3 separate regions of the Mus musculus genome follow, and all the other regions are linked to region 3. Evidence: chromatin loops called from intact Hi-C (ENCODE). Cell type or tissue: left cerebral cortex. All regions are shown on one strand. Each heading gives the region's core, and the rest is flanking DNA. Links, peaks and the distances in the headings are about the cores only. Region 1 overlaps Tbc1d30 (TBC1 domain family, member 30). Region 2 overlaps Tbc1d30 (TBC1 domain family, member 30). Region 3 overlaps Gns (glucosamine (N-acetyl)-6-sulfatase).

The links. A loop is a pair of places that touch in the nucleus more often than their neighbours do. Peaks named below come from ENCODE experiments on the same cell type or tissue, not always from the same donor. Only the 100,000 strongest peaks of a DNase experiment are listed, where the experiment ranks them.
Region 1: a loop joins it to region 3, with 2.1 times the contacts of the local background. A loop is called at or near these places in 2 of 42 quality-filtered maps.
Region 2: it touches region 3 in a loop (2.3-fold over the local background); 2 of 42 quality-filtered maps call a loop at or near these places.

What each region holds. Positions count from the first base shown.
Region 1 is chr10:121,308,716-121,315,101 of GRCm38, reverse strand. The region is part of intron 2 of Tbc1d30 (TBC1 domain family, member 30); the gene reads left to right. It also overlaps the pseudogene Gm18987. Among named protein-coding and RNA genes, the nearest start is that of Tbc1d30, 40 kb to the left of the region's middle. In left cerebral cortex, for the core only: a CTCF peak has its summit at 4,249; DNase peaks (open chromatin) are centred at 4,077, 4,315 and 4,843; H3K4me3 peaks cover 1,893 bases; H3K27ac peaks cover 1,881 bases.
Region 2 is chr10:121,301,630-121,308,015 of GRCm38, reverse strand. Tbc1d30 (TBC1 domain family, member 30) reads left to right here. Exons shown (of 13, transcript NM_001361015.1): 3 at 1,133-1,194; 4 at 1,795-1,860; 5 at 3,545-3,670; 6 at 5,894-6,079. Among named protein-coding and RNA genes, the nearest start is that of Tbc1d30, 47 kb to the left of the region's middle. In left cerebral cortex, for the core only: a CTCF peak has its summit at 2,461 (motif pointing left); a DNase peak (open chromatin) is centred at 2,400; H3K27ac peaks cover 215 bases.
Region 3 is chr10:121,368,204-121,374,589 of GRCm38, reverse strand. Gns (glucosamine (N-acetyl)-6-sulfatase) reads right to left here. Exons shown (of 14, transcript NM_029364.4): 2 at 3,387-3,446; 3 at 26-232. Among named protein-coding and RNA genes, the nearest start is that of Gns, 6.3 kb to the right of the region's middle. In left cerebral cortex, for the core only: a CTCF peak has its summit at 3,619 (motif pointing right); a DNase peak (open chromatin) is centred at 3,605.

The DNA of each region.
Region 1 (6,386 bases), core at 2,957-5,456, 60 kb after region 3:
AAATGGGAATTCACTGACATTATTTGGTAGGGAGGGTCATTACTTGAGTAGAGACTAATGATGGGCTGGCCCTGCTGTTGGTAGCCTCAGGCAAAGGCCACACTGCCTTGTTATCTCTGAGTTGACTTCAGATGACATCTTTTGCTTTTGGAAAACAATATCCCAGACATGAAATAAACCATGAGTCACATAATAAATATAATGCCAGGCTTGTGCTGTGGCTACTTTTAGAGTATTGTATTTTAGCACTAACTTAATTATCTGTTTGATACCCAAGTTGGCAGTCCTGGCTTTCCTCCCCAATGTAAACAAAATAACATTGTTTAGTTCCTCCGCTATTTATTGCTATAATAGTAGAAACATTTTAGAATGGAAGCTTTTTTTTTTTAAGTCTGTTTTCTCTGGTAATACAAAATGGAATGTTTGTTTGGGAAAGTAGCCTCCTCCACTCTGAGGGAGGAAAGAAACCCCTGGCCAGGCACTCACTCCATCCAGGGTTGGAGTTCAGCTGTAATAGCTTAGAACCTTGGTTTCCTCAGCCTGCTCAGCATTAGCCGAACTCTGGGCTTGTGGCTGCAGTTTGCTGTGCTCAGTACACTCCCTTCTGGGCAGCAGCCATTTCTGAAGCCAAATGATAATCAGAGGTTGCCTGATGAGCGTGATGTCTGAGGCAAAGGGTGTGGGGTGCTCTGAATGGCGTGTGTCACACAGCCTCGGGCTGTCCTCCCCACACCACAGGCTCCTCCTCTTGGCCCATGAGGCTGCCTCTCTTGCTGTCTCAGTGAGATGCCATGTGAATAGCATCCTTTGTTAAAGAAGACACAAAGCCCTAGGGTTGGCAAAGGAAAGAGTTCTGGAAGGTAAGACTGTGTGCACTGAACACTTGTCCTGGAGTTTTCTGCTCCTGCAGTTCATCGTCTTCAGCCTCAGAACTCTCTAGAACATTGTGCTAAACATCAGACCTTCCTGTGGTCCTTAACATCCCTGAGAGAGGCTGGGATGGCTAAGAAAAGCTAAAGGAAAGTGAATACATACAGTGTGAAAGCACCAGGCCAGTGAAGGATAGAGTTCTGTGCCTGAGCTTGTTGAAGAAGGCCAGGAGATCTGATGCAAATCTGGAGGACACTCTGGCTTTGTTCAGGAGGGTTTGGCTGTGTAGCCCTGGCTCTCCTGGAACTCACTCTGTAGGCCTCGAATTCAGAGATCCATGTGCCTCTGCTTCTCAAGTACAGGGACTAAATGTATGTATATGTATGTGTGTACATGTGTATGTATATGAGTGTATGTATACATGTGTACCTGTATGCATGTACATGTGTGTACTGTGTACATGTGTATGTACATGCATATATGTATATGTAGATATATATGTGTGTAGCCTGTATGTTATGTGTGCATGTACATGTATATGTACATGTGTATATATACATGTGTGTACATGTGTATACATACATGTGTGTGTACACGTGTACATGTGTGCATGTACATGTGTACATGTGTAGTCTGTGCATTTATATGTGTATATACATGCACATATATGTGTGTGAATGTATATAAGTGTGTATGTGTACATATGTATATGTGTCTGTGTACATGTGCATGTACATGCATGTATGTGTATGTCTATGCATGTGTATGTGTGTACCTGTGTATGTACATGTGTGTGTTTGTGGGTATGCAGGTATAGATGGAGGTCAGAAGACAATTTCTGTGCTGTTCTTCCTCAGACCCCATCCACCTTATTTTTTGAAACAGAGACTCTCCCTGGCCTCCTTCCCCATGGTTTTAAATATTTGCTTTCCTCCTCCCTAAGATTACCAAATAGAAACCTTTCTATGCTCCCGCCCCCTTGCTTTCTGAAGGCAACATGCCATTGTACTTTAAGAAAGACTTTTCCTTTTCTACAGCAACAGTGGTAAGCACAAGTTCAGGAGCACAGAAGGCGTGGGGAGATGACGAAGCAGAGTTTTAGTTTATTAAAAGAGATTTTAATATAGATTTTAAACAGAAAGATTAAGGGGAGGATAGATGTTCAGGAGGAATGTATGACACACCAAGAGTGGGCTTGTCAAAGGAGACTGTAAGTTTGTGAATGATAAGCTTAGCATGCATACTTGGGGAGGGAGGGAGAGATGGAGAGATGGAGGGAGAGATGGAGGGGGGTGCTCAGGGAAAGAATAAGACACACTCAAGTGTGGACCAGGCTTCTCAAGGGACAGTCACAATTAAGTACCTTAGCATCAGTTTTATATTCTATTTTGGTAACTCTCAAGTTATAGCTCCAAGGGTTGCTAAGAAACAATTTTCTCTCCATATTTTATTTTTAGATAGGGTTTCATTGTGTAGCCCAGGATGGCCTGGAACTTGCTATGGAGAAACCATTGTAGAAAGAATTGTGAGCCATTATCTTGTTCCTGATGAAAAGATCCAGATGGGAAATGTACTCTATCTCCACAGTTCAGGTCCTAGGACAAACATTGTATCTTAACTAAGTAAGTGTTGACTTGGTACCACCTGGGCAGGAAAAACACACAGCACCTGCAAAGCGCAGCTGGAACTGGAGCAGGGTCTTGCAGGAGCTGCAGAAAACCTTTGAAATTTCCATAGGAAGGGCAGATGAAGCGATTTCCAACTTGTCTCATCGGCAAAGGCAAGGAAATGTCTTTCCATTCGTAAGTGTTTAGATCAGGGCCACGTGTTTATGAAGATTAGCCAGCTGACCAGTACTCCCAGAGAACTTTGCTGAAGAGTCTGGAAGGGCGTTCTGTGGTCCCAAGGCAGTGGAAAGAGATTGTGGAACAGGCGTGCCAAGGGAGGTCCTGAAGAAGTCTGTCCAGGCGGCTTGCTAATGATTATGAAGCCAGACTTGGCTGTTCTCTGAAGCTTTGGAAGATTTGAGAGCTGAGATTCAACGAATGCAATGAGAAAGGGGGCGCTTTGAAGATTAAAGACAGCTTGGGAGAGATCCTCTTACACCTCCATACTTGGCTACCATATTTTACGTGAAATATAAGCAGAAGAAAAAAGTATAAACCAAGCTAGGCCTTCGGGCAGGGGTGAGATATAGTGCTATAATACCAGTTACTCAAGAGGTCGTGTCAACTGGATCACGAGTTCAAGGCCAGTCAGAGCAACCTAAGTGAGCCCCATGTCTGAAATATAAAAAGTATAGACCTGGGCGAAGGCTGCACAGGTAGCCTTAGGTTGGCAGCCCGGTCACGTCTTGGGCTGCCTGTCTCCCTAGGCTTGCTAGCTTGAGGCAGCTCCAGCAGCAGCGCCATGGGAGGTAGAGCATCTACATGGATGGATAGACTCAGGCCGGATGGGACTTGCCAGAACGTAGCCATCAACCTTCATCCATCGGGGTGAGCCCCTTTAATTTCAAGGTTGTAGCTATTCTGTCTCTCCAACCTACCACCCGAAGCCTTGACTCAGAACTACACTCTTTCAAGAGTCTTCTGTTTTTTCTTTCTTTCTTTCTTTCTTTCTTTCTTTCTTTCTTTCTTTCTTTCTTTCTTTCTTTCTTTCTTTCTTTCTTTCTTTCTTTTCATGTCTGGCAGATACTTCTTAAGAACCTGACCTCACCACGTCCCCAGAAACCCTTCTTTTGAAAACTGCTTCTTCAACAGGAACATTTTCTTACGATTCTGTTTTCCCAAGAGGAACTATATTGTTGTCGTCATTGTTATTAAACACGGTTCTTTGCCTCTCTAAGCGGCCTGGAAAGACTTGAGCACAATTTGGGCTGAAGGTTGAGGTCACCATCTGCCAGCTTCTCTGCCCCGAGGTCTGCTTCGTGCTGGAGTGGACAGGCCTTGCCTCCCCAGGCTGATAAAACCAAGTGGGCACTTGGTTGCCTGCACCTGCGGCCCCTCCATCTCTCCCAGGCTTAGACGTGAGGATACTTCTGCCTTGTTTCTGGTTTCTGTCCACGGAGCTGGCTCCGGGGCTCCGGGGCTCCGGGGCTCAGACCGCCTTGCTGCTCAGGCTGATGCCGGGATTGGGTGCCGAGGCGCCGCCTCCGTCTCTGCGTGCCCGCGCGCTCGCTCCCGCCCTCCTCCCCGCCCCAGCCCGCTCCGTTCTCAGCCGTTCGGGCTCCGCACTGCAGATGCCAGCCGGTCTCCCGGAGCTCAGCCGCTTTCTCTGATCCTCTTGACTCCCGGAGCTCCGGCTGCGCGCTCGCGACTCTCCAGGGAGCCTCGCCGGCTTGGACTCGCCGAGCCCTGCGTGAGGAGTCATTCCGGCGCCGCAGCCGCAGCCGCAGCAGCAGTGAGCAGCCGGGCGGCGGACGGCGCTGTCGGATGCGGCAAGACAAACTGACCGGCTCCCTGCGTCGCGGCGGGCGATGCCTCAAGCGCCAGGGCGGCGGTGGCGTGGGCACCATCCTGAGCAATGTGCTCAAGAAGCGCAGCTGCATCTCGCGGACCGCGCCCCGGTTGCTCTGCACCTTGGAGCCGGGTGAGGCGCGGGCTGCGGATGGGCGCTGGGGTGCAGGTGTCTGCCGAGCACCGCTGGCCTGGGAGGGATGGGAGCAGACTCCGGCCTGGGTGCGTTCAGCGGCCACCCGGGCACAGAGAACCCGCCACCCTGCAGAAACCACCCCGCGGCCTATGCGCTTAGCCTCCGTGCATGGTGGGGGCTGAGGGAAGCTGCCCCCGTCAGCCCAGGCCGCGTCACCTATTGTGCTCCAGGTTCGCTGGAAGCCAGACCTCCGGAGAGGTGTGTGGGTTGGCTGAAGCGCAGCCTTGACCCTACAGGTCTGAGGGAAGGGCAGCGGCTGCGAAGGGCGGGCGATCCAGAGCGTGTTTTCCCGAGAGAGTGCCCGTGCTGTGTTTGTGTTGGGGGTGGGAGGGGGCACGAGCTCGGTTCGGTAAGGTAAGGTCCAGGAGCCAGCCTAGCCTGGTGAGCACAAGCCCTTCCTACAATCAGCTTGTATTTACACATCCCTGCTTCTCCAGGCTCCGCACCAGCTCCGTCACCTGGCATAGTTGCTCTGGGGTTTAAGAGCCTGGCTCTGGCACCGGCGCTTGGGCGCTGGGGGTTCTGGCAAAGAGGTAGCCGCAGAGAACGCAGCTCTCTTTGCCCGCGGAGCACTCACCTTTCCCTTGAGTGGCCCCCTACTGTCCCCAGTCAGTATGTGGTCTCTCCAGCACCCTCCCCCCCCCCATGCCTTCTGGGACCTGCTCCCACCCAGCCTGAAGATTCTACAGCCAGGCACTGGGTCTTAAAGGGTGGAATGCGTTGCTGCCTCTCTGAACCTCGTGGTTTCTTTGTTTTTCTTCCCACCGAAGTGTCTAATTGCCGAGACTGTAGTATTTACTCGCCGTCTTCTTTTACCTTTACCCCCCCTCCCCCTTTTAAATCTCCTTCCCACGTTAAATAGTGTTTTGTATTTCTGAATCCGGAACAGCTGTGATTATCAGATGAAACATAAACCTTCTCTCCTCTCGTTTCACTTGGAAGAAAAGAGCGTGAAAATGACCCGATTCAAGCCTCTGCGTGAGGGCAGCGAATGATCAATTCCACTTAAAACCTGACTCATTTTTGACTATGAGAAAAATAGTTGTGGTTTTGACTGACTAGACCCAGTTGCTTTACAACACAGGAAAGCAATTGGTTTAAGCCCAGCAGGTGGCTCCTCAAAGTCAAAGGAGCGTATTTGGTCAAGCATACTAGGAGGCCAGTGGTTTTTGGGCAGTGACAAAGTCACCATAGGGCCGAGTTTCCTGGTCTTTGTTGTGATAAAGCAAGAGTCATAATTATAAGCTCTTACATTCAGCACCCCAGGCCTGGACAGCACTCTCTACACAGTCCATTTCGTTGGTTGGCACTGGAGGCTGACTCGATCCCACTACAGAGACTGGGAGGAATTCATTAAAACTAATTTCCAGAGATGAGAATCAGTGGGTAATTTACATTTTCCTGGAGAAGAAAATCATCTATCCAGTCATAGCGCTGCTTTGACTTTAAAGCTTCGAAATGACAGGGGTATTCTCAGATGCCGTGGGTTCTTGACACAGGACATCTAGGTGTCAATATGTGTATCCAAAACACTTGTACGGGGCTCCACATCACCATCAAGAGCAAGAACAACAATAGCAGCGTCCCTACCACCTCTCTGCGTATAGTCAAGGGCTTGGGAAATGCAGACATGTCTTTCCCCCTTCTCGACTCCATATGTATGTCTTTTAAAAGGCCGCTTTATTATTATTTTTAAGTCCTGAAGACTGTTCCTATACATACAGGAACACATGTATGCTCCTATACATACATCAGGAACACTAATCTCCAAGTGTTCCTATCCATGTCAATATCTAAAGGGTGGAAGTTGAGAGGTTTTAAATACCGAGGCAATGATGTCATCGTTTGATTTTTCTGACTATTAT
Region 2 (6,386 bases), core at 1,033-3,532, 65 kb after region 3:
AAAAAAAATATTATTTTTATGTACTTTCCCACTTGTGTTGCATAGATTTGGGATTAAATCAAAGGAAATTAAAGCAGTAGATCACTTAGCACTAGAATACAGTCCTATCTTTAGGTTGAAGTCTAGAATTTATTTATTTATTTATTTATTTATTTATTTTGAAGTCTAGAATTTAATGTACTTTTATCGTCAATGGAGAGGTGTATTGAGACAGAGTTAAAATACTTGGAAGTCATCAAATGGAGTGGTTATAATAAGCAGGAAGAGGTGTGGGTGGGTGTAGCTCAGGGATGGAGCACTTGCCTGGCATGTGCTGGGCTAAAGGTTTGATCCTCAGCGTTACTAAGTCAAAGCAAACAGGAAGAATAGATAGACGGAAGTAGCCTGTTCTGCTGAGACTCCAACTCACCTTGTATGCACCAGGCCCTAGCGCTGCCTCCTTGCTGCATCCACAGCCTCATGAAGGTATTTTTATAGTGTTTGGTGTTCCAGTGAATCTAAGGCTTCACACATACTCAAAGGTTGATCTACTGCCGGGCCTCAGCTCTAGCCCTTGATGTTTCTCCTTAAGTGTCTTAGTCGATGCAGGGGTTGCAGAAAAACAAACTGTAAGTAGAGAACTCCCTTTTGTGTTTTGTAATTGTTAGTTGCCCAGGTGATGATATCTTCAGCCAGTCCCTGAAACAGTCCTCTGAGGTGGGGCTTGTTGTCCTTACCTCAGAGATGTGGGAACTGAGGTCCAGGCAGGCTAAGCAGCTTCAGTGTAGGACCCAAAGTGAATGCAGGTCTGTGTCTCCAGCCTGTGTGTCAGTCAATCATTGTTTTGTGTCTCCAGCCTGTGTGTCAGTCAATCATTGTTTTGTGTCTCCAGCCTGTGTGTCAGTCAATCATTGTTTTGCTTTTGCCTTACTCTGGGCATCTGTGAGGGCCTCCACCCAATGTTTATAACTCCATTTTATTGTCTTAGGTCACTTTTCTATTTTAATGTTCTGTGTGTTTTAATGTTAATGAATTTTTTTCTAAATTTAGTTAAAAAAACATTTTTATCATAATTCAGTAGAACTGAGTGTTGAATTTACTTATGAACTTTGTTACATTTTCCATAAGTAACAACGACCTAATTTTCTTCTAGGAGTTGATACAAAATTGAAGTTCACACTTGAGCCTTCTTTGGGTCAAAATGGTTTTCAGCAGGTAACTTCGTTTTTGGCTTTTAAGTCTTAATATTCACATGTATTTTAATACACTAGAGCTGTCAGTGTCCCGGGGTGCTGTGTTAACTTTCTCACGTTCTATGGATGCTGTTTTAGTTGGGGTTACTGGTGCTGTGGTAACATCATAACCAAAGCATGCTGGGAAGAAAGGTTTATTCAGCTTACACTTCCATAGCACTGTTCATCGCTGAAGGAAGTCAGGGCAGGCACTCAAGCAGGGCAGGAACAGGCAGGAGCTGATGCAGAGGCTGATGCAGAAGGCTGCTGCTTACTGGCTTGCTTTCTTAGAGAAGCCAGAACCATCAGCCCAGGGATGGCCCCACCCACAATGGGCTGGGTCCTTCCCCATTGATCACTAATTAAGAAAATACCCTGCAGGCTTGACTCTAGTGAGATTTTTATGGGGCACGCTCTCGGGGGTGGGGCATTTTCTCAATTGAGGCTCCCTCCTCTCCAGTGACTCGAGCCTGTGTTAAGTTGACATAAAACTAGACAGTGCAGATGCCAAGATGGAGAAAGCCTGAAAAATGTTGCTTCTGGTCCATCTTTTTCCTTTCCTAATATTTCTCTCTGGTCTTAGTGGTATGATGCTCTCAAGGCTGTGGCCAGACTGTCAACGGGGATACCAAAGGAATGGAGGAGAAAGGTAAGTGTTTTCTCACAGGGCTGGAATACTCAAGGACCACCGCTCTGACCACTGATGTGTCTGGGAAATCTAAAAGTGTATGCGTCCTTAATCATGCCCTGGGTATTTATCATTCGTGCCAGGTAACGTTCTACGTTCTGGGTGCGAGGGATGCAGCTGTGGAAACCACAGTGGGTGGAATAAGGGTGGAATATTTTGTCCTCGTTGAACTTACGGTGAATCAAATATAGTGTGTCACCCAGCGATAAGTGCTGGGGCTAACAGACGTAAAGCGGAGAGTGTGGGAGAATAAGGGGTCAGGAGGCGGAGTTTTATATGGATGTTGAGTAGGGCCCTAAAGGAAGTTGGTCACTTATGAAGCTGCCTGGGGTGAGAGCATCTGGACCAAGTTCTCAGGAACGTAGGAGACAAAGGTGGGAGGTGCCTAGAGGCAGTGGGAAGCAGGGGGCGGGGCGTCTAGCTACAGCTAGATGAGTGAGTGGCTGGGCCCCTCCCAGGCTGTAGAAGCAGAAGGGCTCTTCTGTGTCAGTGTGAGAGAGGAAGTACTGGGAAGTTCAGAGCAGTCTTGTCAGATGGGTTACTCCATCTGCTGGTGAGCCTCTGAGATGTGAGGGTACAGCCAGGAGGCACATAGACTATCATAAGTCAGGCAAGAAACAGGCCGGGGTGGTGGTAACTGGCCTTTTGCGTTTTGAAGCCTGAGCTTAGATGAAGGGTCGGATGACTATAAGATATAAACGGGATGTCAAGATTTTGGCTCAAGTTCTGGAAAGGTAGAGCTGTCGTTAGTGTAGGTGGGAGGAACAGGTGTGTGTATGTCTGTGTGTATAACCGGAATATGTGTGTGTGTGTGTGTGTGTGTGAGAGAGAGAGAGAGAGAGAGAGAGAGAGAGAGAGAATATGAATGAATGAATGAATGAATGAATGAATGATGAATATGAATCTGTTGGGATGCCCCATTCATCTCTAACACAAAGGTATCTGGTGGGCATTTGGGCAGGACTCTGATGCTTGGAAGTCTGCTTAGGGATATTAATCAATGCTGTTCCTGCCAAAATATGTCCAAGTACTGAAATTTAAAAAGAACTCTAAAGTTATTAATTTATAAACCTAATCATAATGTTGGAATTTGAACACCGAGTGTTTCTCAAGTGAATATTAACACGGAATTATGAAATTCATTGTTCAGAATTAGATTTTCTTGGTCAGGTAAGGGAATTAAAATACTCAGCGACTCTGGGTATTTACCTGTCAGGATTGTGTGTATGGAGGGGGTGTGTAGGGGGAGTTTTAAGGCAGAGGTCTTCATGGGAAAAAACGGTTCGTGTGTGGCCAAGCAGCTGTTGCCCAAGCAGAGAATGATTTAGAATTAAGCAAAACAAGGTCATAGAATTATACAGACTATTGAATTACCCGAAGTAAAAGAAAAATAAAACCTGGTTATTTTCTTCTCTAATGATCAGATTGTTATTTGGCATATAGTAGAACTCAACAAATATTTATTGCAAGAAAGAACAAAAAGCCCCAGAGGGTTCACTTTACTCCAGTAAACTAGACTTGTATGCCCGAGCTAGCCCCGGCCTCCGAACAGTTCCCAGCTAGCTCTTCCGGGATGCAGTCCAAGCTTACTAATGAAAGTGGCGATTCTGCTTCTCCAGTCTTCTCTACTTGTGCAACCCTTTAGGTTTGGTTGACCTTGGCGGATCATTATCTGCACAGTATAGCCATCGACTGGGACAAAACCATGCGTTTCACTTTCAATGAGAGAAGCAACCCGGATGACGACTCCATGGGAATTCAAATCGTCAAGGTAACGATGCTGAGCTCAGCTTCCCGTTCTAATGCAGGAAGAAGGACGCTAAGAGCCAAGCATTCCCTATGCAGAGGATCACATGACCTCTGCGCGGAGTCTGAGCATCTCCTTACGACCTCACTCCATCAATCCTTAGCGTTTGTACGGAGAACTTGACCGTATCCTGTCTTCATAAATTTAAATGTTGCCAGTAAGAGGAGAACATGAGCGAGCTCCCATACATATCCAATTTATTTAGTTTGGTCACACGATAGGAGGAATTCCTTTTTATTTTCTCTGGTACGGGTCAGGGATACCAATTGTACTTTTACATGAAAGTCATCGGACTGAGAGATTCAAAGGTGAATATATTTCATATTAGCAACATTTGGCTCTTATTAGAGTTTTTGCTAGTCTCACTGTTAATTTATAGTAGGTGTGTTGGCTGATGGATCTGTGCTTAGTGTTCTAGTCCGCTATGGGGGCAGCTCTGATTGCACACCTGCATTGCGGCAGTTGATAAGAGCTTGGTGCTAAGAGCCAAGATGCTGGTTTCTTGTGGTACCAGAATAATCCTTGTCCATAAGGCTCAGGCACGTGGGCTTTGACTTTGTGAGTGTTCCACAGTGGAATGCTAAGCTGGGATTTGAAAAGGAAGGCTGTCTCATCTACATTTTGGCCACCACAAGATGGCTAATGTGCTGGCACATTTAAATCCATTTAAAAAAAAAAAGGAAGAACAAACTAAAATGAGCTACTTTCTGCTCTAAGTTGGTTTGTTTCAAATGAACATTTTTTAAAAATCTCTGCACGGCACGTTGCGTGCTTTGCATTGTCTGCATTTCAATGTTTTATTTGGAATTTCAGCATAGGTTTCATAGAGACAAAATTCCATACTTGAAATATTCCCTTTCTGTTTAACTTACGAATTAAGGCTGTCCGTGCACTTTAAACAGGTTATGCTATTTAATGTATATGGTGTCTCATTAGCATGTGTGTCTGTGACATTTCTGGTACCTACAGAAGCCAGGTGAGGGCAACGGATCCTTTGGAACTTGAGCTACAGTCAGTTATGAGCTACCATCTGGATGCTGGGATTTGAACCCATGGCTTCTGGAAGAGCATCCAGTACTCTTATCTACCCAGCCATCCCTCCAGCCCTGTTTTGTTTTTGTTTTTGTTTTTTGTTTTTTGTTTTTTTTGAGACTTGTTTGGCTTGGAACTCACTATGTACACCAGGCTGGCCTTGGACTCACAGAAATCCCCCTGCCTCTCCTCCTGAGTGTGCTGGGGTCAGAGGAGGTTCCCACCGTGACCAGCTTAGGCAACACACATTTTATAATCATGCTACTAAAAGGATCTTTTTCAGTGAAGCGAGTGCTAATCAGTGAAACTGTCTCTCCTGAAAACCATAGCTTCATCTTAGTAATTCAATTATAGATATTAGCTCCATGTTATTACAGAGCAGCAGGTGTTATTACCTACACTGTAGAAATGTATAGACTAATTGGCAAAGGCTGATTTCTCTGTGTAATACTTGATAACTTTGCTGTTTTAATTTTAGTCTTTAGTATTAGGGCTTTAGCAGCTAAATCTTATACCATATTTTGTTCAAAGGATTAATCTTAGCACCTCTCATATGTTGAAACAAATATATATATATATATATATATATATATATATATATATGACTAATATACATCTTTAAAAAGGCTCTCAATTTACATGAAATTTTAATGGAGTTTTTTTTTTTTAACTGAGTAACCTTTTGTGTTGCTCAGGAAGCATTCTAAGGAACATTTGACTGACTAAACTCACTCTTGCGATTCTTTCTCAGACTGCATAGTTGAAAACAGTAGGAAAACAAAAAATTTAAGAGCGTTTTGGCTCATGTATATACGTTGCTTATAAATTAAAAGCAAAAAAGGTGAATATCTATGCTCATAGAGGTAAAGGTGAAATGAAGAAAAAAAAATTCAGGTATTTTTCCCTGAGGGAGTGTTAGGTTTGTTAGTCAGCTTTCAATCATGTGACCAGGCAGTGGAGAATACCTGAGATGGTCAACTCACAAGATATTTGGCTCACTGGTCAGGAAGGTCTGCTGATCCGTTGCTTTACGTCTGAGGCGGGGGAGCCATCATGGTGGGAAGTGTGTAGAGCCAAGCTCTTTGCTCCTTGAAGGCCAGGACTTGTTCCAACCACGGCAGGAGGTATTTAAGAACTGTTCCCCTCCCTTCTTAGGATCTGCATCGCACGGGCTGTAGTTCCTACTGTGGCCAGGAGGCAGAGCAAGACAGGGTGGTACTAAAGCGGGTGCTATTGGCTTACGCCCGGTGGAACAAGAACGTCGGGTACTGCCAAGGCTTCAACATCCTGGCTGCCCTCATTCTGGAAGTGATGGAGGGCAACGAGGGGGACGCGCTGAAGGTGAGTGTCAGGTTCAGACCAGGGCAACAGCAATGCTGACATTGGGGTATGACTCTTTCCTGCCTTGCCCCTTGCGATCGTTTGTAATTACCTGTGGTAGGATTCTCCCCAAGTTAAAGCCATGTGAGGTGACAGACTGCCGTAGCTGCCAACTATGAACGTTTTCACTTCCATAAGACACTTTAAAAGCAAGCATTGATTATGTCAATTCTCTCTCTCTCTTTCTCTCTTGTATATTTCTTCATAGTTTCTTTCCGTCAGACATTTGGGCATGGCTGAGCCAGCTCAGGTGCACACCACTTTGGCA
Region 3 (6,386 bases), core at 2,454-4,953:
TAAGGAAGGAGATCATTCCACATACCTCGTTTAAATACTTCCCAGCAAAAAAGGTCTGATAGCCGCACACCGACTTGAGGATGGCCGGGAAGGTGTACGGCTCCTGGATCTTCTGCCAGGCCTTGCTACTGCAGTTCCCTTCCAAAGTGTTGTTAACGACGTGGTGGTTGTGGGGGTACTTTCCAGTCAGGATGCTGGCTCTGCTGGGGCAGCAAAGAGCACTGGGCACATACTGGAGAGGAGTGGGAGCCAAAGGGTGAGATTCACCGAGAGGGAAGAGGAAGGCGCCATGCCTCCTTTTCAGTTCAGCCTCTCCCTGAGCACACATCGCTCTTTACACACGGCACTCCAGAGCTGCTGGAGTCCTGTGCGCGTGCGTCAGGGACAACACAGCAGAGTGCAAAACAAAGTCAGTGAACTAGCTGTTACTTGAGACCAGGGGACCAGGGGGCAGGTGGAAGGGACGATGCGGGGCTGGTTAAATAACATAATTAAACCCATCCCTTCTGATGCCTACGCGAAAACCGACTGCCTAGGATCTGTGCTGACATCATGGTCCCTTTAAGTACTTCACTTGGTTTTGCTGCTGTTTCTGCTTCTCAAGTTGGATTTAACCTTTTCTCCTCCTTTGGTGCCAGGACTTAAAAAATCAGGACCTAGCAATCGCTAAGCATACGCCCCACCACTGAGCTAAGCCTCCGGTTCTGACTGGCATTTTAAAATACTCATGAGGGTGACTGTCTCCACACGAACACTCACTCCCTCTACCACCCCCTCCCCCCAAACCAGATGTTATTTGTCTTCTGTAATTCTTTTTAAGTTTTTGCTCTAAAAATATATTAGTTATATATGCATATGTATGTATATGTGTCTTCATGAGTGTCTGTCACTCGTGTGTGGGTGCACACATGGAAGCAGGGAGAGGGTGATACCCTCATAGTGGGGCCATTGGCCTGCTAATGGTTGATGGACCTATATTCCAGTTGTCAGGATTGTCCAGCAGGCAGCTTTAACTGCGGAACCTCCTTTCCAGTCCTGACTTCTTCTACATTGGCCATTCTTCATCCTGGCCTTGGATGCCAAATTGATGCAGCCTAGAGTCACCCAAAATGGGAGTTTCAATTGAGGGACTGCCCAGGTCAGACTGACCTGTGGGGGAGTTAGAGGCCAGCCTGGTCTACAGAGCAAGTTCCAGTGCAGCCAGGGCCACACAGAAAAACCCTGTCTTGAAAAACAAAACAAACAAAAACAACAACACAACCTTCATGGCAGTTAAGCATGGGCTGGCCACTGAGCCAGCAAGGCCAGCAAGCAGTCTTCCTTGATGGTTCCTGCTTGAATTCCGGTCTTGATGCCCCTCAGTTATGAACTATGACCATATGGATGCCAAATAATTGCTTTCTGCCCCAAGCTGCCGTTGGTCAGAGCATTTTACCACAGCAGAAAGGAAACTAGAACATTTCCCTTTCTGCTTTTTGACCTTTTATGGTCAGTTTCACACTATTACTGAGTTTTCATCTTAGTACCTAGCTAAAACATCGTCTTATGGGTTTGACCTCTGGTGCTGATAAAACCCAACCAACCTTGGGCTTGGGTGTCTAATCCGTGGCTGAGTGAATGCACAGCATACCTGACTCTCCAAACAAAATACGCTATCTTGACTATTCTTACCCACACAGTATTTAGAATCACTTAGTTGGATCTTGAAAAAAAGTCTTAAAACTTTAATTAGTATATTTTATATGTCTTTACATAGAAATGATGTTCCTATTAAGATATCAAGCATTTTTCAAAAAGTACTGTTGCTTGTATGTATGTATGTATGTATGTGTGTGTATATATATCTATATATCTATCTATATATATATATATTTTTTTTTTTTTTTGAGATAGGATCTTACTACATAGCTCTGGCTGTCCTGGAACTATGTAGGCCAGGCTGGCTTAAAACTCACAAAAATCTACCTGCCCTTGCTTCTTGAGTGTTAGGTTAAAGGCTTGCACCACTATGCCTGGCTTACTTGAAGAAGTCATATCCATTTTTGGCCAGTGCCTGTTATTCTTAGAGTGACTTTTCTGCTACTAAGTGGAACTTTTGTGTTTTTCTTTTTTAAAAGATTTTATTTATTTATTATATATATATAAAATGAGCACACTGTAGCTGTCTTCAGACACACCAGAAGAGGGCATCAGATCTCATTCTAGATGGTTGTGAGCTACCATGTGGTTGCCAGAACTTGAACTCAGGACCTCTGGAAGAACAGTCAGTGCTATTAACCTCTGAGCCATCTCTCCAATATTTTTTCTTGATCTTGTTCTCTTTCTTTCTTTCTTTCTTTCTTTCTTTCTTTCTTTTTTAAAGTCTCACTATGTAACCCTGGGCTGGATTGGAACTCGAACCCACAGAGAGCTCCCAGTCTCTGCCTCCTGAGTGCTGGAATTTGAGGCACGTGCCACCACACTGGGTTCAATCTTAAGTTGATACATGGACTGCGTTTTCCGGGTTAAAATGAACTCTTCCTCCCTTTAATTACTCCTTCTGTGGACACCATCTGGTACGGTGTAGAACTCGCTGTGACCTTACACTGATCCATTCAGCCTGTGCTGATTCATGGAACCACAGTGAGGTGGACGGTACTGACTTCATTTAAAGTGGGGAAACCAAAACCCAAAACAGAGCTAGGAACAGGTAAATAAAGAAATAAAAATGTATTCAGAACTAGGCAGCCTGGCTGCGGAGGCTATGCTTAAACCCGAGCACAGCGCTGCTACCCACCCTTCAGTGGGCTTCCCCGTGTGAAGCCACCACACAGGCACTTACAGAAACAGATTTGTTTTGGGTCTCTGATTCCATACGGGCTGCATGTGTGTCTTCAGTATCATGACCTTTGTCAGGGTGAGTTAGCAGAGTTCATGAAACTTTCACCCCGGAGCACCTTACAGAGCATAACTGTTCTTGGTTTATACAAACCAGTTGCAGCCCTTGAACAGTAAGGGTTTCAATCAAATCCCCTAGTGATAGCAGTCTAGCTTAGAAAACACCGGCGATTAGTCAGGTGTACTGGCACGTGCCTTTGAGCCCAGCATTTGGCAGAGGCAAGTCCAGTCTGTGAGTTCAAGACTAGTCTGGTCTATAGAGCGAGTTCTAGGACAACCACAGCTTGACAAGGGAGACCTTGTCTCAAAACAAACAAGCAAGAACCTTCCCCCCCCACCCACCAAAAAAAAGACCAGCAAATTATCATTTTAGTTAAAAAATAAAATTCTTCAGGCCAGGTATTTCATTTAAAAACAAAATAACAGAAAACAAACAAAAAAAAATCCACCCACATATTCCTGGGATGCAATAGGACATCTAAGGACATCACACTGGCTTCTAAACTTACGGCGCTAGAGAAAGTCATCCCCTTCTCTCCGATGAGGGCCTTGGTTTTCTTCAGTGGCGTCTACAAAGCAAACAATTCCTCGTTAAACAATGTCTGATAAAACACAGAAATCAAAGTTTGTGTTTTGTTACAACTTAAATTTATATTTTATTTTGTGTGTACGGCAGTTTTGCCTGTGTGTGTCTCTGCACCATGTGCATGCATGCAGCGTCTGCAGAGGCCTGAAGGGGGCACTAGATCCCCTGGGAATGGACAGCGACATGCAGACTGTTAGAGGCCTTGTGAGTGCTGGGAAGCCTGGGTCTTCTGCAAGAATGAGTACTCTTAACCATTCAGCCATCTCTCCAGCCCCCTTCCTCTTATCTTAATCATTTACCTCCAAATGGTCAACTCTGACACAAAGTCAAGAGAAATGATTGTGGAGGTGAACCAAACAGGTTTGGCTACAGTCAGGTAAACCCTGTGCAAGCAGGAAGAGAAAGTTCATAGCTGATAGCATTGTTCTGTCCGCAAGTAACAAAATCATGGTGCTCTCTTATTTGCCAATAGCCCCAAGGCATGGACGCATCAGCAAGGACACATCCATCATTAACGGGAAATAAGGCAACACTTGGATTTTCAAAGACAGACAAGGTTGCAAGGCTCACACAGCCTACTTCCAACCTTACACATTCACTAATGGAACACCATAAGGACTCTACTGGCTAGCCCACTGCAGTGGCACCTGAACCAGATGATAGCATGGGTACAGAGGTGCACACAGACCCTGTCAAACATAAACATACCTGTTGCAGGGCTGGGGATTGAACCCAGGGCCTTGCATACTCAGGCATGCACTCTCCCACTGAGCCACATGTGCAGGCCTGTCAGTGTGTTTCATCTGCACTCGCCATCTTTTGTGCATCCCCTAAGGTTTGGAAAGGTACAGGGGGGAAGTTAACTTTACCCCAGAAGGCAGAGGAGCGAAGGCAGTTGTGTAACTATCCTTCAAAGGCACTCGGCTCTGTCTTCACTTCCCGGACAGCAAAAACTACCATGGATGAGGCTCATGAGGAGGTCTGTGATGATTCTGAAATACCTTTCAGACCCAAGAACGGACTGTACATAGTCTTATGTCCACGTGGCACAGTAATTTCTTAGAGACTGCACCTCCAGATACATACCGAGGCTCACCAAAGTCTCACTTTCAACAATATGTGAGTAGCCTTTTCCATTGACTTATAAGACCAAGCTGCTTGTAGTCTCCAAAGGACACCATTCCAACTTGTTCTAGTCAAGCTTTGATGATGCCAGTAGTAGACCCTCAAGAGACGCCATGGAAGGTCTGTGCTAAGCTGCAGAAGCAATGGCAGTAGCTGTCCTTAACTTATCACCGGTGCCAAGCTCAGGAAGTAACCGTGGACTGAATGGAACCCTGGCTTAAGGACAGGCGAAGGACGCCTAGAGCAGTGGTTCTCAACCTGTGGGTCTCGACCCTCGGAGGAGTCACACGTCAGATACCCTGCACGGCAGAGATTTACAATTGATTCATAAAGGTAGAAAGACCACAGTTAAGAAGTAGCAACAAAAATAATTTGGCAGTTGGGGGGGTCACCACGACATGAGGTATCAAAGGGTCACCACGACATGAGGTATCAAAGGTCGCAGCATTAGGAAGACTGAGAACCAGTGATGCAGAGAAAGAATGGGAACCAAGAGGGATTTAGTCATCAAGTTGATAAGCACGCAAAACTACGGACAGTGTTAGGTTTACAGGGAGACTATAGGTGCATCGTGCGCTAATCTCAGCAAACACTGAGCTAGGTGACTTGCCCTCACCACTGCTGTAGGACCTGAACAAGGTGATCAGTGACCTCAGGTGACCAATGACCTCAGAGAGTGCAAGTGAGAGAGAGTACAGCGGCCATGTGACACACCTGGTGGGAAGAAAAGCAGGAAGCTACTTCAGAACGGCACCAGGTAGGCCCTTAAAGCAGGGAGCCTTGCTGAGAGTCCGAGCGAGGGGGAGTGGAGCTCGCTGGCTGAGGCTGGCAAATAGCCTAACAGGGCAAACAGGAAGGAGCCACTGTGGTAGAAAAAAAAAACCCAAGAGACAGAAAGGGAGGAGTGGAAGGCAAGGCTGCGTAGGCATTTCAGTTTAGAACTTTACGCTGATCATCTACGTATGGTTGAACAAGTCCCAGTTGAGAGATTGCACTAGACTGAAGACAGTTATCCGTGCTAATCTGAGGTGACAGTGGCTGGTCGGGTGGAAACCATGTGACGGTATTAAGAAACAGCCGCCTTTACTCTCCTGAGCAAACGTGTAGCTTTACTTACCCTAAGCCAATCCCTTTATAAAAACCAAAGGCTTCACTGACTTCCCTGATCTCAGGCAACAGCGCGCCAAAGGTTTCGATGGTTCCTGTAACTCAGCAGCTGACTGCCTTTAAACAATGGAAGTCATCTTGCTTTAGGCAGAGCAATGTCACATTTACTCTTTCCCTTGTTCCCGAGTGGCCCCTGACCAACCCCCCACTCCCTTTACCTAGAGTAAATAAATGACTTAAAAAACAAAACCCGTGCTCATCATTAAGAGGGAAAAGCCATGCCCTGCAAAACCTAATAAAACCACAGTCTCTCAGGTGGCACATGGGACAATACAGTGGAGTATTAACTGTGAAAGATGAGGTGACCACACATAAAATAGGGTAAAGATAACTGACAGAGGCTGGAGAGATGGCTCCATAGAAAATAGCACTGGCTGCTCTTCCAAAGGTCCCAGGTTTGATTCTCAGCACCCCCATGACAGCTCACAACCATCTCTAGCTCTCGTTCTAACTCATCTGGATCACTCCTGAGGCCTTCGCCGGCAGCAGGCAGCAACACATAGCTGTACACTCATACATGGAGGCAGGACTCCCATACACATTTTTTTTTTTTATTAAATGTGGTGCATTCCTGTAGTCTCAGCTCGTGCGAGGTAGATGCATGAGGAGAAGGGTTTCAAGTACATCCTCA